Linked DNA regions of Homo sapiens: region 2 is linked to region 1. The links are chromatin loops, found by intact Hi-C in ENCODE. Cell type or tissue: heart right ventricle. All regions are shown on one strand. Each heading gives the region's core, and the rest is flanking DNA. Links, peaks and the distances in the headings are about the cores only.

Region 1 (15,144 bases), core at 4,597-12,596:
TCTAAAATACTCATTTCACCATGTATTTAATTTGGAAAATTATGAGATATTTTACATTCCTTTTTTTGAACTAAGTCTTTGAAACCCAGTATGTGTGTATGTGTGTGTATATATATGTCTATACTTTTTTTTTTTTTGAGACTGAGTCTCACTCTTGTCTCCCAGGCTGGAGTGGAGTGGTGTGATCTTGGCTCCCTGCAACCTCCACCTCCCAGGTTCAAGCGATTCTCCTGCCTCAGCCTCCCGGTAGCTGGGATTACAAGCGTGTGCCACCACACAAGGCTAATTTTTGTATTTTTAGTAGAGACAGGGCTTCTCCATATTGGCCAGGCTGGTTTCAAACTCCTGAACTCAAGTGGATCTGCCTGCCTCGGCCTCCCAAAGTGCTGGAATTACAGGCAATGAGCCACCATGCCTTGACCTCAGTGTATATTTATACTTAAAGCACATATCTGTTGGAACAAGCCATATTTCAAGTGTTCACTAGCCACATGTGGCCAGTGGCTATGGACAACGTAGCTCTAGCACTAATAAAATGCTTGATGTTCTTCCTCATAGACTGTGCTTTTTTACACCTTTGTTCTTTTTTCCAAACTTACTCATATCATTCTTTGAAATTCAGCTCAGACAGCCCTTCCCATCTCCCAAACTGTGCGAAACGCAGACACTCTTCTTCCTTCCATGCTCATATTCCATACCACCACAGTACCTCCCAGGGCACAATGAATGCATCTATCTAAACTTTTGTCTCTCAGGCTAGAAGACTAGTTTCTCCAGAACAACATCCTACCAGATCTACTCATTTTTATACCCCAAGCATCTTGCAAAATGCTTATACATAGCAGTGGACAGATACGTCTTCACTGAATTCACAAGATTCAGAGTAGCATGCACACCACTGAAGCTGGAATTGAAAACTTAAATTGGGGGGGTTCCTGAGTAAACATATTATATCCTTGGTTAATTAAAAAATGCAAAGTTATATTGCAAAGATACACAGCTCTTTTATAGGTTCTCTTTCAATATAGAGCCTCCTTATAACATGATACCTATGGTCAGAGCTTGAGTTGAATAAAGAAATTTTAAAACTTTGGAGTTATAAGGGATCTTAGGCATGATCTAGTTATTTTGCAAATGAGTACAAAATAGGTGGAAGAGTTTAAGTGACAAACACAAATTGGAAAAATTAGCTAACACAGAATAGCACCGTAATCAGAAAGGTGCCCAGGTTCCTAGGTCCCTATAGCTTTCGTTACAGCACTCCGCTTCTGTGGCTGTGTCAACTATGCACATTAATCAAACAAAATGTATAATTAAAATCCATTTACAAATTAGAGAGAACCTATACTATTGCAAACCCTTTTGGTTGTTGTTGCTGTTACTACTGCTGTCAATTACTTCCAAGATGACACGGCAGAGAACATACTGTTACACGAATATTCCTTGTGCTACACTTTCTGGCCCCTCTATAGTCTAATGGGGCTACGTGACTCATTCTAGCCAATAAAGTATGTGTGAAAGTGAAACGTGTCCCTTCTGGGCAGAGACATTCAAGAGCTGGTGTGACGATTCCATGCTTCTGTTCCCTGACCCCAGAACTACTATTGGGCTGGCACTGCCACAGTCTGGAAGGGCCCTGGCTGCTTATGCTGAGTTACCACATGGAGGGGTCAACCACTGCAGACTCGGAGCATTTGCAAGAACAAGACATAACCTCGTTGTGCTAAGTGATTGAGGTTTTGAGATGTTTTTTCTGTTGCAGCAGCTCATGCTTAATTACCCTAACACAGCAAACTAAATTACACACATAGGGCTGTGCATCTTGAAGTTGAGTACTGTAACAAATGTAATTAATATGATATAAATTACTAAACGTAAACCCACTTAAAATATTTTTCTATTTTTGTTTTAAAATGATATGCTAAATTATACATTAAATTTAAGACGTATCAGGTATAAAACCTGATTAAAGTCCTATAAAATTATCAATGTCTAAAACACACAGTCAAAATCAAATGCTGGGCTGGGCACAGTGACTCACACCTATAATCCCAGCACTTTGGGAGGCCAAGGCAGGCAGATCACTTGAAGCCAGGAGTTCAAGACCAGCCTGGCCAACATGGCAAAACCCCCTCTCTACTAAAAATACAAAAATTAGTTGGGCGTGCTGGTGCACATCTATAATCCCAACTACTTGGGAAGCTGAGGCACAAGAAATGCTTGAACCCAGGAGATGGAGGTTGTAGTGAGCTGAGATCACATCACTGCACTCCAGCCTGGGTGACAGAGGGAGACTCTGTCTCAAAAAATAAAAATAAAAATAAAAATAAAAAAACGCTGAATCAGGTTTCAAGCACTACTTTTTCTAAAATGGCAATATCCCCATGAAATGACTATATCATAGTCATTGTCTGAGTCTAGGACCTAGAGTTTTCGTTCCACATGGTAATCATACACCATGAGAAATTCCTATTGGCAAGAGTTTCATGGAACTTCAATTAAGCTTCATTTGTTATCTCTGAGTAGCAGTGCGGTGTCACATTATTTCCAGAATTACAAAAAAGTTTTTATTATTACTGTCAGATGTACCTCTTTCAATTTTACTATTTGCTATTATTTCCCTATGGCCACATAGATTACAATACGTCCATCTTTAATTAAAAGCCACAGATGGAGTTTCGCTTGAAGGCTTGTCCGTGTAATCCCAGTTACTCAGGAGGCTGAACCAGGAGGACCACTTGAGACCAGGAATTCAAGACCAGTCTGGGCAACAGTAAGACCCCATCTCTTGAAAAAAAAAACAAAAAACAAAAAACATTTAGCCAGGCATGGCATGCACCTGTACTCCCAGCTTCTTGGGAGGCTGAGACAAGATGATCACTTGAGCCCAGGAGGTTGAGGCTGCAGTTGAGCCATGTTCATGCCACTGCACTCCAGCCTAGGCAACACAGTGAGACTCCATCTCTTAAAAAAAAAAAAAGCCACAGATGTCATTTTGGGGGAAGATTAAGAATGTACAATTTGAATCTCATGACTGTACCCATAGGGATGTCAAGGGATGTCAGTATAAGACTGTAGTGGAACATTTGGAAAGAGAGTTGTCAATTTCAGAGAAAATTCTCTTCACCAGGTACAGCAGCTCACAGCAATAGCTAATTTACAAACTGAAACCATGATTACTTTGTGTTTCAACAAAAATAGTTCAGCCAATTGTGGGGTGAATTCCCTAAGGCCAGAATGTCCCAACTTTAAATTCATACTGAAAAACTTTTAGACATTTAGAACAGATTTTCATGAATGTTTAGACTTTTAAATGCAGCCAAGCCTCTCTAAATAATAAATGCAATTAGGCAAGTCCCAATTACTATTACAGAATGACTATGCAAGACAAGGCTACCCACATTTCTGAGACGATCAAGAATTTTGTCTTTTTAATGTTCCTCTAAAGTAAATTTCCTTCCATTAGAAATGTGTACTTGGAGAGAATTTCATTATAATTCACAAAACTTGCTTTAACTAGGTGGCTGGCAGATTACTTATGCTTCATTTAAGGGTTTGGCTGCATATTTGTGAATCTGTAATACACACAATATTTCTTTAAACTACAACACATCTGGCACATTCCTAGATTCACTTTATCATATATATATATATATATATGTCCAGATTTTTATGTTAATTTTCTATTTTTTCCCTACTTTACTGCATTGTATACTCTCCTTAAGTATCCTCAAACCTCCTGTATACCATGGGAGAACACAAATCCCCAATGAAGAGATACAACAGTGCATTTGGCTGGATCAATAGTTGTTAAATTTTTTTTTTTTAGATAACCTAAAGATACCTCATAAAGTCATTTTTTCTTGAACTCTTGTGATCTGTAATGGTACAGAAAGCCTTCCCCACCCTGGGAACCTGGCAGGGCCCTGACTAGGGCCTACGTGCCCACTTAGACAGCAATAAACTCTGAGAACTCAGCATTCATTTTCTGTGACTGAGGGCTGCTGAATGAGATCAGGAAACTAAACGCTTAATAAACAGTAGTTACTATGACGTTACCATTCTTATCACCCTGGACAACCTGCTGCCTCCCTGCACACACAGAAGAGGCTCAGGAACAGAAGGCCACAAGGCAATGCCAGGAGTAGAAAAAGGTAGAGGCAGCAGCCAGAACGAAAAGACACAGGCGCCCTGGATGGCATTTGAGACTCGAACACAAAGAGTGCAAACTTCTCTATTTTCCCTGATTGCCTCCAAATCATTCTAGACCTTCGGCTAAATATCACTTCTTCAGGTGGCCTCCCATGGCCTTCTGAATTAGGATAACTTCCCCTGTCAGTACTTTCTGGTATGGTCCTTTTTGTAATATTCAGGTATTCACTCAAAAACATTGACTGAGTCCCTCCTACATGTCAGGCACTGCTCAAGTTAATGTGGATACAACACAAACACGGCTCAGCTCCTTTCCCCAGAGTTCCAGTCTCAGGTAATAACCTCGCTGTTCACAAGGTTCCTGACTATCTGAACTCCATTCCCTCCCTCACCTGTCACATGAGATGAGTCACTAGGACTTGCTGATTTTGACCTCTGGATTCCTTCGTGAACCTAGTTTCTCTCCATCCCAACCACCGCCACCTCATAGTGTCCACCCTCTCCCCTAGGAAATATTCCCATAGCCTCCATCAGGTTTTCCAGCCTGCCATCCACCCCTCTCCAACCCAACCCACGCATCTGCAATTGGAGTGTCTAGGATGAAAATCAGACAAGGACACTTTCTTGCGTCAAACCTATCCAGGGTCCCCAGTGTGTCTGATGACTGGACATCAGTCTACATTTTTCCCTCACTCCCATATTCTCCCATGTGAGACCTGTGCTTCTGCCATAATGAACTATTTGCAGTCCCCAACCTATGTTCTCCTTTTTTTATGCCTACTAATGACACCTAGCACACACAGTTCCTGTCACCTACTTTGTGCTTAATACATATTTTTTGCTGAAAAGAATGAATGCATGAAAGTGTTTGTGTTTTTACATTTACTAGGCCTTCTGCTTGAATTGTCCTTTGTCACCAAATTATCAATGTCTTTATCACATTTGAATCTCGGGTGCCTGGCACAGCATCTGTAACCTAGGAAATGCTGAGTAATGTTTTCAGACTAAATGGATGGACAAATAATTGACGGGCAAACCATCTACCTTAGCTTAGGACACAAAGTGGAATACAAGTAGGTAGAAAGCAATGATTTCTCCTTCATAAAGACACCCAAAAGCCTTTGCTAATTTCCTTCAGGAACATGAACAATGCAAGTCTTGAGAGGTAAAATCAGAATAAATTATTAGTGACCCCAAGGAGAAGACATGCCCTTCTTGTTTCATTTTGTTTTTAATTTGGCTGCTATTGATTGAGGTAGCATAGAGGTAGCACCAGGTAATGGAAAGAGCATTGCCCTGGGAGTCGGAGGACCTGAAGTCAATTCCAGAACTGGCTCTCCCTCTAATTAGCTGTGTGGCCTGAATTCAGCTGAATCAGAAGCAAGCCCACCCCCCGGGCCTCCTATTATGTGAGCAATTGAATTTCCTTTTTTTGCTTTAGTTGGGTTTCTGACTCTTGGAACTAAAAGAGTGCTGACTAACATCCCATTCTTATCATCTCTTGTGGTTGCATTTACTGGGCGGGTAAGCCAAAAAATGCCATAAATAAAGCATATTCTGATTATAGCAAAGCACTTGGCTGAAGTCCCTAGAATATACTCACAAAAGAGAAAAGAGGACTCAACTGTTTATTTAGATGGATCTGAAACTTGTTGAACCTTTATATGTGAAAAGTTCTGATTAATGAATGTGTACACATGGAAAGAGGTTTCTTGTATCCTCTAACAGACTCCTGAACCTGTCCCTGTTCTATTTAGGGTTCTCAGCAGCCACTCAGAGAAATAAAAGGGGTGCTTATGAGACTTCTAGATCCCTCAAAGCTAGAAGAAATCATTAATATAACAGAGGCATGAGTCAAGATTCACCAGTTTAATGAGGAAAACAGAGAAAAGGCATGGTTAGGGCCACAGGTCTACGAAATGACCCTTTTCCTCCAATAGCCCTCCTAATACATTACCTGGCTTAGGCATTACCTGGCTTAGGAAATGAGACTCTTCTGTTTTTCTCTTTGGTTTTTATGGCTTGTAATGAAGTTTCTTGTCTGCTTGTGTGTTTTTATTCTACTTTGTGCGCAGGGTATTATTTCTTAATTGTACCTATTCCTGGAATTATTTGGGAAACTTGCCCATTTGTGATTAATTAGCTTTTTGATTATTATGTGTTTAAGAGCCTTGTGCCTTCAGGCATGTGCACCTAAAAATTAAAATGTATTAATACGAACATAATGAAATCAATATGATTTTATGTAACTGCATGATTTATGCTTATTGAGGAAGTTATTTAAGTATAATTTATAGGTTAGTTCTTACAGCACAAATGCTTTCCTTCTCCTCATTTTCTCTTTTTCTCCTGCAGGAAAATTGCAAGATCCCTTAAATACCTTCTCATGTACAAAATCTTCATCTTGGCATCTATCATTCTTTCTTGTTCTTACTTCTGTCCCTCTACCATTCATGTGCTGGTTTGACTAAACGTTGGACCAATCTGGGGTGAAAGTGTGGGACACTTGTGCCATCTGGCCTCTCCTTCTCCCTCCTGTGTCTTGAGAGAGAAGGGAAGCTCAGTCCCCTCTGAGCTCAAGCATGGGAGACAACTCAGGCTCTGATCCTCAGGATCCCCGCAAGCCCTGCTGAGGGAGGGAGAGGAGGAGATCTCACATCAAGCCCACTGGGGGGCTGCATCTCTGCATACCGGTAAAGCCCAGCACAGACAGGCACTCCTAGGCATCGGCCTGCCATTAATAAATACCAGCTCATCTCTCATTGGCTCATTAACTTCCTGAGGTCATCTCCTCTGACAGTGAATCCCCAAAAGGACAAGAGGACAAGAGGGGGGTGGGTGGGGCTCAGACACAAGGCTGGGAACCCGTTCTACTACATATGGGGTCAAGCTCATCACTGTGTCAGCACTCACGTACTCGCTTCTCACGCGGCCAGCGCTGGTGAGTGTGCTAGCTCTCTAGCAGGTCCAGGGGCTGCAAAGATGAGTGAGACACAGGCTCCGCACACAAACAGCTCACAACCCTCTCCCGCGCTCAAAAGGCACCGTGTGCCCACCGTGTGCAAAGCCCTGGGCGTGCGGCGGGCATTCAGGAGCTTAAAGACTAACTAGGGCGAAAGACAGGCCAGGCTGCGGCGGAACTCACGGTCAGACAAATGCTCTCTGAGGTCTGAAGGGGAGAGGCTGCTTCAGCTCCGCAGTTCTGTTGGGGTTGCCTGGAAGGAGGCAGGCCAGGATGGCACCCTGCAGGGAGAGGGCGAAGGGACCAGGCAGCATCTCCCCTAAGGGGTCGACCCAGGCAGAGTCTTCCCTAAGGGGTCGACTAACTCATCTGCCACCCCTGAGGAAAAATAATGTAACGTTTCACTCTGCAGATATCCACAGAATCACTGAACTAAAAAAAAATTTGAAATGAGGCAAAATCTTTGTTTAAATAGAAAAGGGAGCAAAAACCAACCAACCAACCAAACAAACAAACAAAAAACCCCTCCAAACCCCAGCCTTTGGTTGTCCTATAAAAATCTAGCGGTGCTGCCTTCTTGCCATCTATCCAGATGACACTCTCCTTAATCCCCAGCCCAACACTGGCGGGCCTCACAAAATGTAGAGCTAAAATTACAGTTAACACCACCATAAAGAGCTCCACATTAAATGAGAAAACAAAATTGGGCGACATAATGTATTTTGAGTAAGAGGAAAATAAACCAGAAACGATGTGTATATATAAACATGTAGAGGAGTGTGCATATGCTATGTGTTGGTATATATAGATGTTGTGTTGTGGATAATGCTCTTCCCAGTAACCTGTTTTTTAAAAACCAGCACACTCCAGCAGGTATCCCCATAAAGAAACCACCCACTTTCTGCAGAGACCACAGTCCCCACGCTCAGTCTTTCCTGCTGAGCTTCCACAGCTCTCCCGCTCTGGCGCCAAGCTAGATGGACCACCCTCTGGACATCCTTTTCTCCATCATTATCGACTCCTTGGAAAAGTAAGCCACTCACAAGTAGCTGGGACCTCTCGCCTTACCCTTAAGAACCCATTTTCCTGCACTATGCCCATCGAGTCTGCCCCTTGTCTGCCGAGCTGCACTGGAATTGTAAAAACCAGGACCAACTGTGTCCTACCAGGAACAACTCACTTCCCCAGTGTGCTCACGAGATTTCTTTGTGACATTTTCATCAGCTACGTGGTGTAAACTAGGAGCCATTCACCAGACGGAGGGGCCGCTGCTTTAATCAAACCTTGTAACTTGTTCCCTTTCTCTTATCTGCATACGCAAACCCAGTGTCACCCTCGAGCTCCACGCCAAGGAATGCTGGGCAGGAGAACCTGGGCAAAGCTGGAAGTTTAGTATCTCAGGAAGACAGTGTTCTCAGCAATTCTGATTGGGTGAAATGAAATCTTGGCTACAAGGTTAACAGCTTTTACCTAATGTCTACGTCTATTCTCTAAGGTTGAAAATGTTTTTTCATCCCTTCTATCAGGGATTGGCAAACTATGGTGTGGCCCTTGGGGCAAACACAGCCACACGCATGCATGGATGTATTTCTCTGGTTGCTTTCACACTACCATGGCAGAGCCGAATAGTGACAAAAATCAACTGGAGACCAGCCCGCAAAACTCAAAATGTTTACTATTTGGTCCTTTACAGAAAATGTTTGCTGACTCCTTCCTTTATATTTGTCACTAAATACTGTCGTTTCTTCCTCCGAAAGTCTTCTCCATTTCTCAGTGCCCCCTCATTTCCAATGATAGTACTATGATTCAAATTCTGTCCACCTCTCCGTGCGGGATAGCTTCCCATTCCAGTCCGCCCTGCGTACGGCTGCCTGGCTGTCATCCTGTCACTTGCTGAATCCTCTCAAACCCATGCCCAAGAACATACATGCTCTTAGTTGCCACCAGAGGCAATCTCCTAATTTTACCTTTCAGGGCCTTCAATTCAGACTTCGGTCTCACTTCTGTCCTGTACCCTTTGGGCCTGTGCCCTCCCTGTGGGTACACCCATGCTTTCCTCCACTGCTGGGAGGGCTTCAGCCCCTCCCCCGCCCCACCTGCCAGCACTCTGCTCCCCTTTCCCCAAGAAGATCTCCTGCTAATTCACAGATTCCCTCCTGGCCTCTCTGCATTCTGCCCTCTGGTTCAGTCCCTGCTGTCATGTGTTCACTCACTTGAGCTTGTTTCTTGCTGAATTATCTGCTCATCTTATAGATTCCAATGGTAACAAAAAATAAATTAGGACAAAGACTACAAGAAAGATTCTGATGAGAGGAATCCACGTGGGGGATGATCCCCTCGGAGATGTGGCATCCAAAACTATACTAGGTCTCAACATGGGGATCACCTACATTCCTGGTGAAAATTCCTCTCTTGGTGCACACTGCACTTAATGGTTTATATCACTGACTTGATTGTTTTCCCAGACATTTCACATCTTTGCCTTTCATCTCTTCAAAGAGTTAATAACTCCCCATTAGAATATGCATATATATTGCAGTGCTAGAAAATAAGTAGAGGAACTTAATAACTTATTGTGAAACATAGAAGCATACCTTGCTTTAATAAAACTTCATGCCTTGTTCCCTTTCTCTATTTGCCTATAAAAACCCAGAACTCTCAATCACTTGCTTACCAGACATTCTGAAATTGAGAAGCAAAAGAAACCTTCTCCTACCTCGGGGCATAAGCTCTGGCCACCCATCCCATTTGGATCGTCAGGTTTTAACAGGCTACACACTTATAAACAAATTCTTATACACCTCTAAGTTCTTCTCCCCTGCTCTCTGCTTCTCCCTTGTCCCTCTGCTCCCTCCGGTCTTCTCTCTGTGTGCCATCATGGCGTGTCCGCAGTCTGACCCACTAGCCGGGAGGCCACTGAGAGGTGGGCTGGGACACTGGAAAATGAGCTTCATTTAGAAATTAAGCTCAAATCATAAGTTCTGCCTCTCTTAAAAGCTATTACCATTGACAATGAACAGCTCTGCTTCCTCTTCACGTTCTCTTAAAGCCATCATGAGCCCCTGCCTTCCACCCCAGCCTGCCAATTACACACTCCTGTCAGGGGACTTTCACTTTTAACTGCTTTTTACAGACATAAGTGAAAGTACTAAAAATTAAAAGCTGAAAGGAGATGAAAAGAAACATGCTTCAAACTCCTTCTCAGCCATTACGAATCAACAGGAGCTAAACATCAGATTTTTTTTTTTTAAAGAGCTTCCTTTTTATGAACAAGTAAAACGTATGTAGAAGAGAATACCTCAAACCCCAAATGGGTTGTGCATGTAACATTTTAACTCGTGTGCCCAGTTCCTAAGTAAATGTTACCAGTGTGACCACACTTAACAGTGGAAAGCTAGTCAGCCATGGCAGAGTTCAGCAACTGCTATTGTTAACCACACTGTAAATGTGTTAGAAGCCATCACTTTTTTTGCTGCCAAATTCTGAAACCTCTGTCTCTGAAAGGCTGCAAGCACTGTATTCACAGAGAAGGTAGGTGGCAGAAAGGGGTTAAAGAGGTTAGGTGTCTGTGTGAATCGGATTTTAGAAAGATCTAAAACTCCAAACAGCAGTGTGCATGCACTCAAATGTGCAAAACTGGAAAAAGTCATCCTATGTTGAAAAATCAAAGCCATTTACAGTAGACATGTATCCAGGAAAGGGGGCAGTCTTTAAATATATGGTTAGCCTCTTAGCCTCTCTCTGTGAAAAACTCTGGATTGCCAAGAGCAACACTGAAGATTTACTGTTATAGTCAGATTTCCCCTGCTATCTTATTGTTCACGAACTTTCAGAGCGATTCTCCATCTAGCTGTTTTCATGAATGCCTCAGTGATCAACCACTGAAGCAGATGACCTTTCTCACCAGTTGCCATGTCTATTAGCTAAATCTGCTCTTTCCCCTCAAAGCAGATCCTTCCCAGGCTCCAAGCATCTTCGTGTAATGTTATGAAGGTTTGTATATGCTGGGTGTCCACAGAGTGATACCCGTCTGGAATCTTAGGCAGTGGTGGGAGGTGCTAGAGACAAACCAGGGAAGCTTCTGCACTGATCCCAACCAAAACATGGGGAAGGAGCCTGCAGAATTGTAAACAGAAGACAATTCGGTGGTTAAGAGGCTGTGCCCAGCCCCACTCTCTCTAGCTGCCCATTTGAATGTTGGACCAACAGTGGGGCATTCACAAATCTTGAGAGTCAAGGTTCAGGTTTTAGTTTCAACTCACAGTGGGGTTCCTCTATTCTGCTGGCCTTGTTTTCTCTCTGCTAAAAAACTTCCGTTAGAGTGACTCTCCTGACCCCACACCCTGCCCTTTACTGAGTCCCGCTAGGAGCTCAGTACTCCCTAGGAGGAGCAAGTTACTTGCTGGTCCATATTTCTGGATGAGGCGGAGCTGATCTACTAAAAGACCTTGAAGTTGGGAATAGGCTTTCTTGCCCTGCTCTCCACTGGGACAGCTGAGAGACTATGCTTGTTATGCAGACCCCACCATTCTCCAGGTTGGGCTGGAGGGGAGGGAGGGAGAGCAGGTCCTCTTGATGCAGATGCAAAGCCATGTGATTCCATCAGCTGAGGAGAAATAAAGCTGACATTCTCTTTCCTTCACCTGTTTCAATGTCTTAATTTGCTTAAAACTCAGGTGGAAAAGAAAAGACTCTTCTGGCTGCCAACAGCAAGTAAACTTAAATTTACAATAGCAAAAGGTTAATTTATTATAAAAATGTTTGTAATATTATAATAGCTGGTGGAACTGAAGGGGAGTCTCAGGAAAAACCACACCCTGGATATCAAACATACTGTTTTCATTCTGCATCTGCTGTCTTCCTTTTCTGTTTGCAGACTGGCTACCTCTGCTCCTCAAGTGCAAAGTTGAGAAACATGATTGTTCAATGCTCTCAGGCATCGCATCCTATAGCTTCAGCCATTGAAGAGGGACAGTATGTTGCGGGAAGTCAGGGACCCCAAACGGAGGGATCAGCTGAAGCCATGGCAGAAGAACGTGGATTGTGAAGATTTTATGGACATTTATTAGTTCCCCAAATTAATACTTTTATAATTTCCTATGCCTGTCTTTACTTTAATCTCTTAATCCTGTCAGCTGAGGAGGATGTATGTCGCTTCAGGACCATGTGGACAGTACTCTTTCTTCTCTTAAATCCAAAATTCTCTGGCTAAAAGTGTGATTGCCTCCACAGTGAGGGGACCATTGCCAGACAGACAACTGTCCAAGTTGGAGTGGAGCTACTCAATTAAGAAAGGGGGTCATGGTGGAGCAAAACCACTAAGGCACAACAGGAACTAAAGTATCAATCTGGAAGAGCGAAGGAAGCTCCCAGGGACTGAGCTGCTGGGCCTCCAAGCCTTTTCCATCTAATCTCAGCGTTTTGAATTCTACCATGTTTTAAACCTAAAGATTCACAAAAGCTATTAATAAAATAGCCATATAATTTATCATTCACACCAAGACACTTCTGAGAGTGAAAGTAGGTACCACAAATAATTAAAATTATATTATTTTGAAATGTCTATTTATTGACTGACAAACTGGTTTTCTCATAATCATGGATCTATATAATCACTCTTATTCAGAAACTATTTTCAAAACTAAAATCTTTCTTTAAAAAACGTCCAAGCCAGGTGTGATGGCTTGCATCTGTGGTCCCAGCTACTTGGGAGACTGAGGTGGCAAAGACTGCAGTGAGCCGAGATTGTGCCACTGCCCTCCAGCCGGGGTAACAGAGAGAAAGACCCTATGTCAAAAAAGAAAAAATAAAAGTCCACATACATTAAGGCAAAATATAAAAACTTTATATTCTTTACATTCTTTATGTTAATTATAAACATTTAAAAGTAATATAAATAGTAATTGGTCTTGGCATACATTTACATACCTTGAGCAGTTTTGTAACTGTATGTTTTGAATTCTGTCCTGGTATTTCTCTAAAAGTATTTGTGTTTGATACGAGCTTGGTGTCAGTAATTTTTGTCTCTTCCTTAATGTTGCATTTTGTGCGACTTGAAGTTGTTGACGTCTTCAATGGATGTTTCTGTTAAGTCCACACTATTTTAATTTTTGAAAACACCTAAGGGTAAGTGATAAGCTCAGAGCAAATCCTACCAAAGGAAAATGTTCTCAATTCTTTTTTTTTTTTTTTTTTTTTACTGGAAAGCATAAATATTTCATTCCCAATATTTTTAAAGGAACTATCTTTCTGCTTCCACTCAGTGTATAGGTCTTTAATGAAAACTTTAGCAAGATCAAGCTCTCATATTAATTGTCTCTCTTTATGATTCTTTTGAATATCTGACCAAATGTGGATGATGCAATATTATAAGCCTTTTCAACTTCATTCCATTGTGATATAGAATAAAAATTTATCCAGTAAAATACAGAAGTCTCATGAAAAAATTATTTCCATAACGTAGTTGTTCTAAGGAAAAATTATACAATTTTGAAATTAAATTTTGTGTACCTACCATTGGGCCCTCATCCTATAATTTGTCACTCCCTACTCTGCTTTTGTGAGGAAATACGGCAATATCTTCTAGCTGGCAGGCTGTGGTTTTAATAATGGCAAGTCTCTAAAACCTGCCTATGCTGAATTTCCTGATACTCCAGTAATTGAATACTTTTAAGATTTCCACTTGATTTGGGGCAAAAATGCAGACAAGATTTAAAGGATTCATACACTCATTACCAGTGTAGCATAGTTACAGTGAGATACAAAGAAGTTTTTCAAAGGCTGACATATTTCTAAAATCTGATCAATGACGGGGGCAAAGAGAGCAAGTGTGTTCTTCCCACAGTGAGGTGTGTTTTTGTATTTAACTTCAGTATTGAAAAAAATCTGTAGTTCAATCATTCTGTGTAAAGATATAAATATCTGTACATTTTTACAATGGCAGCTTCTAATTCTAAGAGTACAATATCACAACTCGTTTGGATACAATTATCAATTATATGTACATTCTATACTCAATGATTTTACAAAATACATTTCATATTATATACTTGTATATTTTATTTAAATATTTTAATTAATTTATTTTCTTTTAAAATCATATGTACTTGCGGTATGCAATAAGATGTTTTAATATACAAATGTATAGTGAAGTGATTACTACAGCCAGGCAAATTAATATAGCCATCATCTCACACAGTTATCTCTCTCTCTCTCTCTCTCTCTCTCTCTGTGTGTGTGTGTGTGTGTGTGTGTGTGTGTGTTAAGAATACCTAAAATCTACTCTTAGCAATTTCTAGTATATGATATAATATTATTGACCACAGTCCTTGTGCTGTAATTTCTAGACTTGTACTTCATAACTGCAACTTCATGTCTTTTGACCTACATCTTCCCATTTTTAATAAAATCTTTTATTTACTATTTTCTTAAAATATTTTTATATATTTTATTAATTTTTAAATTATGAATTATATACACATGTATCTTACCATCAATCCAGGTATATTTCTGCTACACTTTTCTTAATTTAGTGAGGATGTTGTTTTTATTAAAACATTGTTCTCCATAAAAGTTTTCATATATCATCACTACAAAAATAAATAATTTGATCATAAACATTGAGCTTTTTGAATGGATTTACAATCACACGCACAATCAGGTGTGTTACCTTTGACAAAATGAACTTCCAAAAGCATTCCTCTTATCCCATGAATCACATGGAAAAAAACAAAAAAAAATTCGAATTAACTGATTTTCTATTTGAAGTATCTGATGAGATGGCTGTGATATAAAATTGGCAGGATCACTTAACTGTTTGTAAAGCTCTTTTGCTAACTGAGCCAAGATATTAAAAGCTATACCTACATTTTTACATGTGTGCGAGAAAACCTGAACTCCAGAAAGAATGAAATTATCTTGAGAGTTACTTGTCTCACCTAAATGAAAAGTCATTCTTTGAAAACAATATGCAAAAATGCTGCATTGTGTTTCTTACATGCTCATCTTTGAAATGTTTAAAATTTTAAAAA
Region 2 (15,144 bases), core at 4,138-12,137, 120 kb before region 1:
AAGGAAGAAGGGAAGGAAGGAAGAGTGGGTGGGCTAAATGGGTATGCGGCTTCCTCTGGGTAATGGAAATATTTTGTAACTAGATAGCGGTGGTCGTTACATTAAGTATCACTGAATTGCCCGCTTCAAAATGGCTAACTTTATGTCATGTGAATTTCATCTCATTTAAAAAAAAAGAAAAAAGAACACTCTTCCCATCTCACCACAAAAAGTTTGGAATGGCCCTTCTAGAGTGTCAGCAACTGAATGGAGAACAACTTAAAATAGATTTGTAGCATATCCTTGAATCTGAGACCTCGGATTCAGAGTTGAAACGCCTGTAGAGCACGTCTCGCCTGTGAAGAGATTCTCCTCCTATAATCTGCTATGAATTTTTTGGATCTATTTTTCCACAGAATACACCTACGGGACATTTTAACAGATACAGTTTCTGAATTTTTATTGGGGCATAGGGTGAAAAAGTGATTTTTAAAACTTAATTCAAAAGCCCAACTGATAAACAAATACAAAGTTTGAAATTATGGCTCGTTTTATCTAACTTTAATTTTCATATTTACCGATGAAAAAGAACTAAATCATGATCTAACAAAATTATTAGCCACTCAAGGAAGCATACCAACAGATCATAATAGCTATTTTTCACAGTTGCTTAAAAATGTGTCAGAACAGTTGAGTGTAATTTTAATTAAACAAATTTGCAACTATGAGTATAATAACTGCCCTGACATTTTTACATTATAGCTTGAGAAGGAAAAAAAATTCTCCTTTTATTGCAAGAAGCATGAAACTTAAGTAAAAATATTATTTAAAATAGTCAAGCAGTATAATTACAGTATGTAAAATGCATAAAGCGGGTCACATGGTACAGGGTTCAATTTCCGACCTCCACTTGGTCCAGCCACTGGCTGAGTGAAGCTGCCTGTGGGGCAGAGTGGTATCCAAGATCTCAGACAATTCCAGTCATGGAAGAAGGACTCCACACAGACAGGATGCAGGAGCACACCTGCCTTAGAGGGCCCTGGCTACATTCTCTAAGAGACATTTGTTTCTTGAGAAGCACTTGAAACAGCTCGGCTTTGAAGGTTAGAGGGACCTTGAATTTTGTTTTTCTATTAACTATTAGGATTTTTCAATCTTGAATATCTATATTGATCTCCTTTACTTAAACTATGCTAAGAATAGCTTCCATTCAGACTAGTTGTCTTGAGAATTTGATCTGTTTAATATTGCCAGATTTATTCCTATATCAGACATGATATAAATTTATTTGGGATTCATATTTAAATAGATTCTCCTGCAGTAGGAATCCCAAAACTAAGATGTTCAATGCATAGGTATTCATTGATTCAATCTGGGTTGAAAAAAATTCTAAATATAATCAACTCTTATCTGTTTTCCCAGCAATATGTTCCTCACACCTTCCTTTCCCAGCTTTCTTTCTCTTATTTTGGGGAGGCTGTTTTTAGTTTGTGAGGTGAGTGGAGGTCAAGTCTAATTTCAAATTGTGCATACTTGGTATTGTATTGCACTTTGCTTCCCAAGGAGTGGGTTTCTCCTTTGGAGGAGGCAATTCTAGGTAGCAGGTGAACAGATTCCCCTGCCATACAAAACTGAGGGGAAGTAAATGCAACTTTAAGAAGTTTTCTCCCCCATGTGCCATATTAAGAAATGCTGATCAAAGCATCGCTCAGACTCCATTCATATTTTCAGGTCTTAATTTGCATGCCACATTCTTTCTTAAGTTAGACACACCGGCTTTACTTGATGAAGTGAATTTAATGAGGCTTGTCTTAAGTGGGCCACCCCAGTGCTGGGGAACTCTGATAGCCAATCATCACGTCTGTGTAATTCTCCCTTCTCAGAGAGGGCTGACAGGAGCGCTTTCAGCCATCTTATCCCACCCTTCAAGTGAGCTATACGAGGAAGGAAAATCAGAACGGGTAAATGACAGCAACGTGAAACTTCCCTGCAGTATTATTTCAAATGCCTATTACCAGACACATAAGTATGAAGAGGCAGGTCTGGTTTCCAGAGTCAGGACGTTTTGCTTGCTCCATGAGACACCAACCCTTTGCATAAATCCATTAAATCAAGTATTCTCTAGTTATGAACATTTGTGGAATAAATACAAGTAAAGACACAACGGGTGGGATATTTAAAGAAACATGATCATCCAAAGTATTTTTCTACCATTGAACTGACTACTAGAAGACTACTCATTGTCAAATCCATGTGGTCTGCGCTTGTTTTCTGATGACACTACAGTCTCACTCCTGCAAGAGACTGTACCTTCCAATGGCTTTCATTCCCAGCCTCTGCTCTTTGACTTCCATCTCTTGGGTCTCCCTTCTTAGTTCCTCACTCACTGTCTCCACCATCCTTTAAACCTTGGTGTTCCCTCGGGTCCTTTCCTCACCTTGCTCTTCACCTGTTCTAGACATTCACCAGGCATTTGGGTCATGTCTGGAGCTCCAGTGGTCAAGAGTAGTACACGTTCCAATCCTGGCCTCTCTCTGCTGAGCTCTTAGGGTAACATTCCCCTGTGTCCTGCCTCAAACTCAGGAAGTCCAAAAGTCACTAAATCATCTTCTCCACCAAAGCACTGCTGCCCCTACTTAATCCTCATCTCCATTCCAACCACCAAACTCTTGGCCGCACAGGTCAGGACTCTGAGAGTTATGTGGTTTCTTCATCCCCACGATCTCTCCTTTGAACTGGCCCCGTTTCCCATAGATTTGAGCTCCTGTCTTTTTTTTTATATTGTCAGCTTCTCCCCACAAGGCCCCCGGCACTAACTCAGCCCAGACTCTCATCTCCTGTCACTCAGACTATTTATTAAATTTTTCCTTGACCTGTTTTCCAACCACCAACCTTACCCTTGGCCAACAAAGTTAAGATAGGTAATCATTTAAAAACTGCACATAGTAGGATTATTTAATGACTCTCCACATTTTCTACCAGGAAAGCCCACATTTTTATAAGGGAATACAGGCTTTAGGATCTAGCCCCTCATCTCCTCAGCCTCGTTTTCCCAACTCTCCCATCCTCCCTATTATGCTGCTCACACTACTTCACTCTTACATTTCTGTCTGTATACGTGGGCAACATGTACAAAGACAGACATATACATTCTACCTGAAATTTCTAGGCCCCTTCCATATCAAATTCCTATTTGTTTTTCAAGATTCAGCTGAACCACAATCCGCAAACATTTCTTGAGTATATAAGGCAAAGTAAGGTGCTACCCCTGTTTGAAATCATGGTGACACGTTTCTAATTTAAGACATTTTTTCACAATGAATCACATATACCTATGTGATACCTCCTATCAGACTGTGAGCTTCTTGAGGACAAGCACTCATTTTTTAAAAGTTATTTTTATATCTCAGACCATAAATATCACAGATGGCAAACTGCCTCACCCATGGTAAGTGTTTAACCCATTTATGGGACATCCTGTGATCCCTGGAACAGATGTGTTACAACCTGACATGGTGCTGATTTTCAGCCGTTCTAGCTATAAGGAAAAAAGCCATTTTCAGTTCATACTGAAATGGTCACCTCAGCCTCAACCCTGTGGTGCTCCAGAGTTCTCTCAGAGGGAAGCTGATCACTTCAACCTCTTACCTCTTCCTTCTTGTCCTCTGCCAGTGCCTGAAGTCTGCAATTGCATGTGTTTTAGAACTCATTTGATCTCAGGTGATGGCAGTGCACATCAAACCAGCTTAAACAACAGGAGAGTTACCACCGGCTTAGGGAATCTGAGGAAGGACTGGATAACCAGGCTGTGGGAAGGGCAGCATGCGGCTGGGCGCCAGAACACCAGGGAACCAGGGACTCAGGCACACCAGCACTTTCCCTCCATCTCTCATCTCTGTTCACCACATTCTCCCCTTGATGGGAAACGTGGCCGGGGATGGTTCCTAGGTACTCACAGCTTCAGCCGCTGGAGGAGTAATCCAAGCGCCCTTTGGTTTTCTGTCCAAACATTACAGAGAAGAGGCCTCGCCTGCCCAGCTTTGCTGGGTGCCCATCTTCAGATCTGTCCACGGGGCCAAAGCGTGGAGTCCCACTCTGCCAACGTGGAGGCTCCCTTACTGACCATGCCTTTGCGGGAAGAAGCTGCTTCTAGAAAGGGGTTCTGACAGCCCGGGTCAGAGGTCCACTATTGCTGTCACTCCAAATAGGATGGTCTAGGGACAGAGTGGTTTGGAAATTACACCTTCAAGAGACCTGAAGTTTCTCTGCCTTCCCTGTACAGACAAGCTTTTTTCTTCCTTTCATGTTACCTTCCTTCAGAAATTTTCCCTGTTCCTCATCTGTGGCAAACAAACAAGCAAACTTACACACAAACACATTACAATTTGACTGCTTGAATTTCCATCCAACCCTGTGATCTCCCCCGTTCCTGTCAGAAAGGGTTTCCCAGGTAACCGTGAATAATTTACATACTTCCTACAGTTTTCTGCTCCTGGAAGCTAAAGAGTTTAAAACTGTATTTTGTATAGGATATGACCAACCTCGTTAAAATCCCTTCTCTTTTTGTTTCCTTTTTTCCTTTTCCCTATCTGAATATTTGGCCTGCACCAAATAATTTTTAAATCATCAATTTACTTAGGACCCAACTTCTGTTTCTAAGGAGTATTCTCCACCCTAGTCAGTTTCTCCCTTTCAAGAAATCATCATAATGGATAGTAAAGAGTTCTGGTCACCTAGCTGGAAAACACTGCCAACTGAGGTTAAGTTGTGGCCTATATATCAAGTTAGGTTAGTTACCTCTGGAGAAAAAACAATATAACATACGTTGTTGATGGAATTTCTTTCTCTTTATCATTAATTCATCAAAAATACGTATTGAGTACTTACTCTGTTCTATATCCCAAATATAGTAGAAAGCTAAAGACCCAGTAATTGATAGTAACTCAGTGCAGTGATGAAAAGACGTATAAACACCAGGCAATGTGGCAATTGCTATAACAGAGAAATGGGTTAGAAATGCTTATTCCATCATCACTGCAGAATTTCAAAAATTGTATGCCATGTGCATTGCCGGACAGGCAATCTGCTACGAGAAATTAGCATATTGAATGAATTCTGAGATAAGCAATTACTCTAGTAAAATTCTGTGTAAATGTCTAGACCACAGCTGTCCTGCCTTATATAAATATTTCACCTGCTTAATTTTCACTACTAGTTTCCTCTTTCTTCATCTTACTACTGTTATTTCCTTTAGGGGAAAGTGAAAGCAAAGAAAAGCAGCCACATCTGTCAAACACAGAATCCAAAACCTACTGCAGGGTATGCCTTCATTCCCGAGAAGTATAACACAAATTAGGCTCATCTTATAAAATACAGTCATGCACTGCACAACGGCATTTCAGTCAAAGAAAGACTGCATATGCAATGATGGTCCCATAAGATTATAGTGGAGCTGAAAGCTACCTATCACCCAGTGACATTATCATCAGTGTAAAGTCACAGAGCAACACATTACTCATGCATTTGTGGTGATGCGGTGTGAACAAACCTACTACGCTGCCACTTTTATGAAGTATGTTTAGATATGTTCAGATACTGTACTTAACATTGTGTTACAACTCCCTACAGTATTCAATACAGTAACATGCTGTGCAGGTTTGTGGCCTAGAAGCAATAGGCTACACTGTACCCCATACAGCCTATGTGTGCAGTAGGCTGCACCTTCTAGGTTTGTGTAAGTACACTCCATAATACTTACATAACAAAATCTAATGACGAATTTCTCAGAATGTATCCCCGTCGTTAAGTGATGCATGACTATAGTTATGTTCACAAAAGATTATTAGGTAACTGGAATTTTGTTGATTTTGTCCTCATCTCTGAACTGTGCTCCCATGGAAAAGAAATTAGTCAAAACTGAGATCTAACCAGGTCTGAGGTGAAATATCCAAACCTTTATTTGCATGGGTTTACCTGGAGGGAAAGCCTAAGGAGGATGTGGGAGAGGGGCTTTGCAAGGCTGGTAGAAAGGCGGGGCTCAAAGCTGAGTTGCTTAAGTCCCAGGTGACAAGTTGACAGTGGGGAAACGTACAGCTCTGAAATACCACTGGACACCATGATGGCCCCAAAGCCTCAACGGTGGTGTCCCCTGGGGGCCCAATGGGAGTCACTGTCATGTCCAGTGGAAGTTAGCTTGCTGTGGACACCCCCTGGGACCTACAGAAATACTTCTGGGGGGCTCTGCGGGATACTGGGATCCATGACAGCAGGTAGGTGGCGATGCACTTGGGATATCTGAGTATGAACATTATTACGTACCCTCATCTGGACCTGCAGGCTGGGGATGTCTGAGTCTGAGAACTCATTTCCTACGTGTCTGATGAGTGCCTTTTCCTTGAGGTAGTTCCCACTAGAAAACAGGGATTCCCTCATTCGTACCAGGCCTCCTTCAGGCATTATCTTCTTCCTGTAAATGTCATGGAACATTCTACCTTGCTTTTTCCTTACTAGACACCCAATTAAATTCCAATCATGATAACACCTTCCCTGGCTCTAAACCATACATGAATATGTAGATCACTATGAAGCTGTACACTATTAAACAAAACAGAAACAAAGCAAAAAACCAGCTGAAGCCTCTGTAAAGACCTGCTGGATGCCTGGATGTTCTAACTTAACCATCCCCACCACCTGCGCATCTGAGATTCAGCCTTGTGATTCCAAGCCCAGTCCCACCTCTCCGGAGAGACCATCTGGAGCCTGGCCAGCGGCTCACCATCAGGGCAGGCGGGCAGCCTTGCTGATGATTCTGCTGTAACAGCAGAGTCCCGCATCCCAGGCTGTGGCCTCCACATTCCTCTGTAACTGGGCCTTACCTAGGACTCCACTCTGCCAATGACTGGATCGCTGTCCCCCTAAGCCTTATTTCTCTGTGACCACTCATCTGCCCCACCACACATATCCACAGTGTCCACTGGCCACTTGTCTCTCTACCAAACATCCCTCCTAAGACAGACACCCAGGATCTTGGGTGCCATTAGGACCCCTGGCAGACATCTGTGCACATCATCAGTCCCTCCCCCCGGGGCTGACCTCATCCCTGTCTATGCTGGCCCCTTGCCTTCTTTGGTTCACCCTCCTGGCTGCTACTCAAGCCTCAGTTATGAGCAAATTAAAGAAAAGAATTAGCACAAGAGACATGGGAGCTGCCTCAGCCTGCACCCCTGTGTCAGTCGCGGCCCTGCTTGTGTGATCCTGGAGCCCAGCTTGTTTCTTGCTCTGGAGAAGACCAGCAACGTGAGGCCCAAGACTGCCAGACCTGTCTGTGCTGCTCAGAAATGTGAACTGGTGAAGCGTGACTCCAGTAGGTGTTACCTGCATATCCTTGAGACTTTCTCACAAATCACAGGCCTGTCTTTAGAGACCTAACTCCAAGATCTACAGTCAAGATAATGGTCCCTCTGAAGGGGCCAGGATGTATCCAAATTCATAAATCTCTTCGTTTTCAAGACAATATCATTAACTGTGGGAGCTATGGTACATTCAAGGCTGAGCCATGTGTGGGATGGGAAGAACTCAGGAGACACAGGTGGATGGACAGTGAGTTAGGCGGGGATGAGGGGCAGACTCCCATGCTGGCTCTGGACATCGAATTTGGGTGGTAGCCAGAAAGAAGTGATCTTGTGAACGGAGGGCACAAGTTTAAAAACCTCGAACAATTCAGAGTGTCACTCATAACTGCCCAAAATGAGGGGGCGGGGGCGGGGCCGCCCCACCCTACCCCATTTCTGCCAGCAATTCTGTGACTTATATCATGTCACAGGTTGCTCTTGGTGTGTGTTTAACTTGCTTGAATCTAATCATGAGGGGGTGGGGCAGGGAACATCAAAGGATGTGAGTTACTCTCATCCCTCATCTTGGAAAGAGAGCATTCCATCGCCACACTACAAAAAGGTGCCCAGGATGCCAAGGGAAGACAATAGCCAAAGACTCGCTGAAAACCGCTAAGTGAAAGTTAAAAAGGATTTCATGAAGGTGTGCATTGCAACAGCAGAACATTGAAGATACAGCTCCTTCAGCGCCCGGCTTCTCTCCCTGCCTAGCTGCTGTTGAGCAAGCAGTCTCTCTGCCTCTGCCCTTCTCTCTGCAGAGACACTACTCCTGGGTCCCTGCCAGGACAGCACTGAAGGGAATCCCGAAGAATCTTTAGGCAAATGGTGATGTGCAGGGCAACAAGGAGGAACAAGGTGTTTGGGGACTGAACAAACTGTGATTTAATTCATCTAATGCTGGTGTCAAGCAGGGCTGCTATGTGATGGGAATGAGATGCACCCATCGTAAGCTGTTAAAAGAAAGCTTGGGGAAGGAGGAAAGAGAAAGGAAGAAGGGGAAAACAGATATCCAGGCTAAAAACAGTTTGTGAGAATTGCTTTTTCGGCTGTCTGAACCACCACAACAAAAGTTCTTATACCCACATCACCAGCATTACAATAAAAATGGAAAAGAAAAGGAAGCAGCCAGGAGAGTTTTAAAGAGGCCTGGCAGTGTCTGGCCATCCCCTTGGTACTGCATGCTGCCAATTTCAAGGAGACACAACTTCTGACAAGCTCCCTGTACCCATGGCTCTCTCAAGATTAGCTGTCATTGGCTTTTCAGCGCTAGGCTATCTTTAAGTTCAGATAACTGCACTTATTTGGCTCTGTCCAGAGGAATAAGACCAGGATGTGATTTGCAAACCAGAAATGTCATCTCATCTGCCACTGTCCACAGCATTTTCCCAACACAGGACCCAGAGAACACCCAGACTGGCTATATAACTCTGCTGACCAGCATCGATGCCACTTTACAAAGTCTTTATTTTATTTATTTATTTTTTTTGAGACACAGTCTCGCTCTGTCACCCAGGCTGGAGTGTAGTGGCATGATCTAAGCTCACTGCGACCTCCGCCTCCTGGCTTCAATTAATTCTCCTGCCTCAGCCTCCTGAGTAGCTGGGATTACAGGCGCGTGCCACCACGTCTGGCTAATTTTTGTATTTTTAGTAGAGACGGGGTTTCACCACATTGGTCAGGCTGGTCTCAAACTCCTGACCTCGTGATCCGCCTGCCCTAGCCTCCAAAAGTGCTGGGATTACACACATGAGCCACCGTGCCCGGCCTACAAGTATTTTTTTAATTAAAAATTTCCTCCTTAAATTGCAGGAATAACATGCATCATTTCCAAATGACAGTTTTATACAAAGTCTCATTCTGTTTCCCTTCATTATCCCAACTTCCCAGTTATATGCATTTGGCTGCCAAGTCCAAGGCTCCCAGTTGTACTGAGGTTATTCTTTATTTTAAAGTACAAGTTAGATTGACTATGACACTGGCTTTTTACTCTAATAGCTAACTCGTTTTTTGGAAACTGTCTTAAATTTTCAAAGCATTTCACATAGATAGTGTCATCTAGTTTTCCTAGCTACCATTTATGGATGACATTACTCCTGGTGGTAGATGAGGAAACTAAGGCTCCAAAAGTCCCAACATCACACATCTAAGGTGTGAAAGTCAGGACTCACCCATGCCTTCCAATTCTAAATTCTGAGCTCTTCCACTAAACTACGTGGACTCTACTTCTCATAAACTATTTCCAGTCATTGAATAACAGTTCCTCTAAGGAAGGAAGAAGCACTAGTTAACCATCCAGCAAGCATTATGTAGTAAGTCTCCCTCCACTGATATAAACATTGCAGGAAGACGAAAATGAGCTATTGTCTTAATCTGTTCCTGCCACTATACAAAGTAGCTTAGATTGAGTAATTAATACACAATAGAAACGCATTTCTCACGGTTCTGGAGGCTGGGAAGTCGAAGATCAAGGTGCCAGCAGATTTGGTGTCTGGTGAAGGCTGTCTCTCTCCACTTCATAGTTGGCTCCTCTTACTCATCCTCACATGGCGGAGGGACAAAGGACAAAAGGGACGAACACTGTGTCCTCCCCAAGGTGGAAGAGATGGAAGGAGCAGGCAGCTCTCTGAAGCCTCTTCTATAAGGGCACGAATCCCATTCATGAGGGCAGAGCCCTCATGACTTAATCATTTCCCAAAGGCCTCGTTTCTTAATACCAACACAATAGAGATTCCTGTTTGACATGAATTTTGGAGGAACACAAACATTCAAACCATAGCACTTACTATGCCACAGGCCTCTAAGGAGTTTCCATCATGTGGAATAGCCTAGAAAAGTTTAAATGCAAATAGAGAATAAAAGCTAAGAATGAGCCAACAATAAGCTGCAGTTACACAGAGTTCTACACATGGAGCTGACCGGTGGCAGGTCGGAGAAAGAGGAAGGCGGTGTAAAAAATCTGATGAGCCCTCCAGGTTGAAATTGCTCTGCCGAGGGCTTCCTGCTCTGGCGAGTAGGGCTGGGCTGTTTTATAAGTGGCCCCTAGTGAGATTGACAATGGATTCTTAACCCAACGGTGGTCCATGTGCAGGTGGCCCAGCACCCCAGGAGGCAGCCTGATGCAAGGGGATCTGCCTGAAAGGCATGATGGTGTTTAGCTCAGTCAGTCAGGCTATTTCCCTCCAGAATTTGCACTGGATAATGAAGCAGACTGGCTAGAAAAGACTGCAGGTAATGTAGAAAGAGAAGAGATGTTAATGTGTGTATGGTGGGGAAGTAGAGGATACAGACTGGCCAGCAGAAGGAAGGACAGAAACAGAGCCAGAGGCACCCAGAGGCTGAGGGTCTCTGGCCCTTAGACCTTCCCTCAGTTCTGAAGAGCTTTCCAGTTTTGATTCAGGTGTATCCTGAGATAAATTCCCTTTGTCTTAAAGTACCCACCATGAGTGGGTCTATCCTGGCAACAGTTTTTGGAAGCTGAGTTTCTATGACAGGTAGTTCACACACATTAACTAGAGTTGGGACTGTGTACATCCCATTCATAAGGGATTAGAAGGGAGACAGACATACACAGCTTGCTATTCGGTTTCCTTGGTAAACTTTCCCAGACTGAAGGCCTCTTTCCTCTGAATCTGCAGCCCTGGATGATGGGTACCTTCCATTTCAAGTCAATCAAAGTTTCCTGAGTGTTAATTACATGCAAGAAACTGGGAAGGCCATTCATTAGGCTTAACCAGCCTTGTTACATCATATTTTTTATTGCTATTTCACTTTTCGCATGTTATTTAGCTCCATAAAAACCGGGATCTTGGCCAGGTGTAGTGGTTCACACCTGTAATCCCAACATTTTAGGAGGCCAAGGAGGGAGGATCCCTTGAGGCCAGGAGTTCAAGATCGGCCTGGGCAACGAAGCAAGACCTCCATCTCTATTAAAAAAAAAAAAAAAGTTAGCCAAGTGTGGTGGCCTATGCCTGTAGTCCTAGCTACTTGGGAGACTAAGGTAGGAAGACCACTTGAGCCTAGGAGTTGCACTCCAGCCTGGGCAACAGAACAAAGCCCTGTCTCAAAACACAAAAACAAACAAACACCCCAGAATCTTGCCTCCATACCCTTATGACCCCACAGCAATTAGCCCAATGTTTTCCACAGCACAAGAACTCAAGAATCAATTGGCAAATGTATTTATGGCACATCTCTTTGCATGAAGTTTAAGGAAGGCTAGAAGTGGTGGTGCCTAAATCAGCAGCTACGTAGTTCAGGTGAAAGAGAAAATAAAGAAGGATGTGTAAGAACAGTAAACCTACTGACATATAGGAGAAGGCCGGAGGCCTGTCCACCTGACCCACGTGGCTAACTAGACCCTGGGCAGCATCTGACTCAAGTGGAGCCCATCCACCAACTGCCTCTGATCTAGCAGGAAAAGTTGAGTTGGGCTAATCCGGTCCCTTTGTTGAGACCATCAGAATAACACAAGGGACTTGAAGTTGGTGCTGATTGCTGGACAGTGAAGGTCATGTGGACTCGGGGCCCAGGTGGGGTATTCTGAACTCTGTATAAGACAAAAAAGAGCAGAAACGACATGGTGGGAAGGTGGGGAGAGACAGAATAAGTGTGAGAAAATGAAATGGAATAGGGAAGTGGTGACACCATGGAAAGAGTGAAGCTCAGACCCTTCAACTGCCTCAGTTCCTGCTCTTTCCAAAGCCTGGTTAATTTGTCCAGCTTGTCCTACATTTGAACAAGTGGGTCTCTCTGTTCCTTGGGACAAGAGCCCCCACTAGAACACCTCCTCCTGTGATGTGTTCTATCCCTTCTCCCCACTGCTCATAACATAAAATGAAGTACAATTTTATGAAACTTTTTTTATAAGAAGCATAAGACATTCTCCATTAAAGAAAATCCCAGTGGTTCTCAAACTGGGGGCAATTTTGCCTACCAAGGGGGCACTGGAGATATTTTTAGTTGTCATGTGTGTGCGTGTATGTGTGTGTCTGTGCGCGTGCACGGTAGGAAGGTTGTTACTGCTATCTAGTGAGTAGAGGCCGGGGATTCTGCTAAACATCGTATAATGCACAGGACAAAGAGTTACCAGGCCCAAAATATCAGTAGTGCAGAGGTTAAAAAACCCTCCCCAAGACCAAGGGATGACAATGCAAAGCATATACCAACTTCTCTATGTAAGGGCCGAAAACTCGTCTGATGCGCACATATGGAAAACAGTCATGATTGGGAAAATGTAAAAGTGTAAGAGCTGTTGTGTTCGGGTGTTGAGATGATGGGTGAATCTCATCTTTTCTATTTTCAAATTTGTATGCATTGGCATTTTTATTGGGTGTAATTTGACAAAGTGAAAATGAATGAACATATGGAAAAAAGAATGAAGAGAGGGAGACAGGAAGGAGAATGCACTGCTCCAGTACTGCAGGAGGAAGAGCTTTGACCAGGTCAACGTCCATGACTCATGCACACTGGGAAGCCAGGCCAGCCACACCGAGAAGGTGCCTCTCATGGTGAAGACCCTCTTGAGAATTCTGTCAGACATGGTCACAAGTGTTCTAGTCTACCCACTTAAGCCAAATTATAAAAAATGGCAAGTGATAGATCACAAAAGGGAATATAACCATGAGGAAGTTCAAGTAGGGATGAAGAGAACTGAGAGGCCCCTTTAGTGACCTGGGGTTGAGGGAGGAGCTCACCTCTAGCATCTCAGCTCTGACTGACAGTGCACAGACTCAGGAAGCCCCATCTGCGACTGTGAGCAGGAAGTGGCAGGCCAGCAGTCCCCGGAACAAGGAGTGAGTCTATGAGCAGAATCGGGTTAGGGGCATCAGTGAATCCACCCTTTCAAACCTGCCCTTGCTGCAGATACCTGGGGCATTTTTCACCACCAAACCCCTCCTTGCAATCAAAGGAAAGGGATGGTAGTAAAAAAAAAATTTTACTCCCCAATTCCCACTCTCAAAAAGGTCTGTCTTAAAGCCAGACCAAATCTGACCTATTAAGGTCTACTTTGTCTTACAGTCCATCTCCACAGTTCATAAATAATCAGCTGGCATCTCCAAATGAAGTGTTGGCAGCTAAAGGCAATGGCTAAGTTCCCCTGGGATACTCTTCACTCTTCCTCATACCCCATTTTGCTAAGAAATATTCTGAGCAACTGGTGTTACAGAATAAAACAAAAAACAACACCATAATTCCTTAAGGTGCATGAACTTGGAGACTGAAGATGATCAATGTATTCATATTACAAATGTGATGGAGGGGATATCAAGTTCATATACTGACATACATGATTGCCTTCTCAAGTCTCCCATTTAGTCAATGCATCATATAGTACCATATTCCAAAGATGTCAAAGGACATGGCAACCTGGTCCCCTTCCCTACAGGTAATCACCATTCTATTTTTTGTTACATTAAGTTTAGAACTACAAGAACTCTTCTGCACGTTAAGTGGCCCATAGATTAAGTGGCAAAGACCCTCTGGGAGAAGGTTCTAAATGACTGGCTGGAACAAAACGCCATTTTCTTCTAACCTGAACATCTATCCTCCTTCAGGGCACAAGCTGTTATTTGTAATCAAGAAAAAATTTCTCCATTTGTCTAATATTATGAAATTAGGCTCTTCTTCGGCAGTTTATGTCTCCCTGAAACATCTTGGGATCTGTTTTTGTTCAGAAAATAACATGCAACGTGTCTAACGACTTTGTCTTTCACTCAGTCCTATCACGTCTCACACTTAAGCATGCTTTGATGTTAGGCAAAGAAAGGGTCGGCGCTCTTTTGCACTATCAGGCTATATTTCATTTATATGTTTATGGAATAAAATAAATCTTGAGGTCAAGGTTCAAGGTCAGGAGACCATTCACTTCCTATCACCTAAGTAGTCAGGGACTTGGTGGGGAGATGGGGAGGATGGGCACAGGGTGCTCAAGGAAGGATGATCTCCCAGTAGAGGGTTTTGGAATTTGGGAGTCAGAGTCTTCAAAAAAAACTTCATGTATCCCCCTCCCCCAAATCAAGGGTTAGCAACCTACAGCCCATGGGCCAAATTCACATTCCACTGTCTGATATTGTAGTCAAAGCTTCATTGGAACACAACCAGGCTCCTTTGTTTATATTTTATCTGTGACTGCTTTTGCACTTGCAGACTTGAGTAGTTACGAGAGAAATCTTATGACCCACAACGTCAAAAATATTCACAATCTGGTCAGCCCTTGCCCTAGATACTTATTGAGGATCACTGCACAGTAAGCCATCATTACTAAATAATGTGTCCTTTTCCTCAGGTATATTTCCCAGTACTGTAATAGCTAGGTTTTGCTTTGGCTGTCAATAATGAGATCTAAAAAATAAGTGGCCTAAACAAGGTATTTCTCTCTCAGCTACAAGTCCAGGGCTGAAGTGACACAGATTCAAGCCCCAGGCTATTTCTTCTATGTTGTTGCTCCACTCCATACAGTCTCCATTGCCAAGTCCGCACCATGGCCCAAAATGGCTGCAAGAATACTAGCCATCACAGTCACAATGAAGTAGCAGGAAGAAAAAAGAATACCCTCAATTCAACTTTTAAAGAAACTTCTGGAAATACCACTAAACACATCTACTTACAAATCATTGGCCAATTTAGAAGTATAGACTTCTAGCTGAGTGGAAAATTGCTGAGCTAAAAAACCAGGTTTTTGTTATTACAACAATGGCATGAGGCAGAAGGACGGGGGCAGGGGGAATTGGATATTGAGAGATAATTAGCAATCTCTGCCACAGGAACCTTACTC

What was found. Hi-C counts contacts between places; a loop is a spot of excess contacts. Peaks named below come from ENCODE experiments on the same cell type or tissue, not always from the same donor. Only the 100,000 strongest peaks of a DNase experiment are listed, where the experiment ranks them.
Region 2: a loop joins it to region 1, with 1.9 times the contacts of the local background. A loop is called at or near these places in 4 of 110 quality-filtered maps.

Annotation. Positions count from the first base shown.
Region 1 is chr6:5,502,606-5,517,749 of GRCh38, reverse strand. All of the region lies in intron 4 of FARS2 (phenylalanyl-tRNA synthetase 2, mitochondrial), which reads right to left. Among named protein-coding and RNA genes, the nearest start is that of FARS2-AS1, 52 kb to the right of the region's middle. RefSeq lists an enhancer at 10,254-10,383. In heart right ventricle, for the core only: no CTCF peak of the experiment used is centred there; a DNase peak (open chromatin) is centred at 8,449.
Region 2 is chr6:5,617,424-5,632,567 of GRCh38, reverse strand. The region is part of intron 6 of FARS2 (phenylalanyl-tRNA synthetase 2, mitochondrial); the gene reads right to left. Among named protein-coding and RNA genes, the nearest start is that of FARS2-AS1, 170 kb to the right of the region's middle. RefSeq lists an enhancer at 5,149-5,418. In heart right ventricle, for the core only: no CTCF peak of the experiment used is centred there; no DNase peak of the experiment used is centred there; H3K27ac peaks cover 1,013 bases.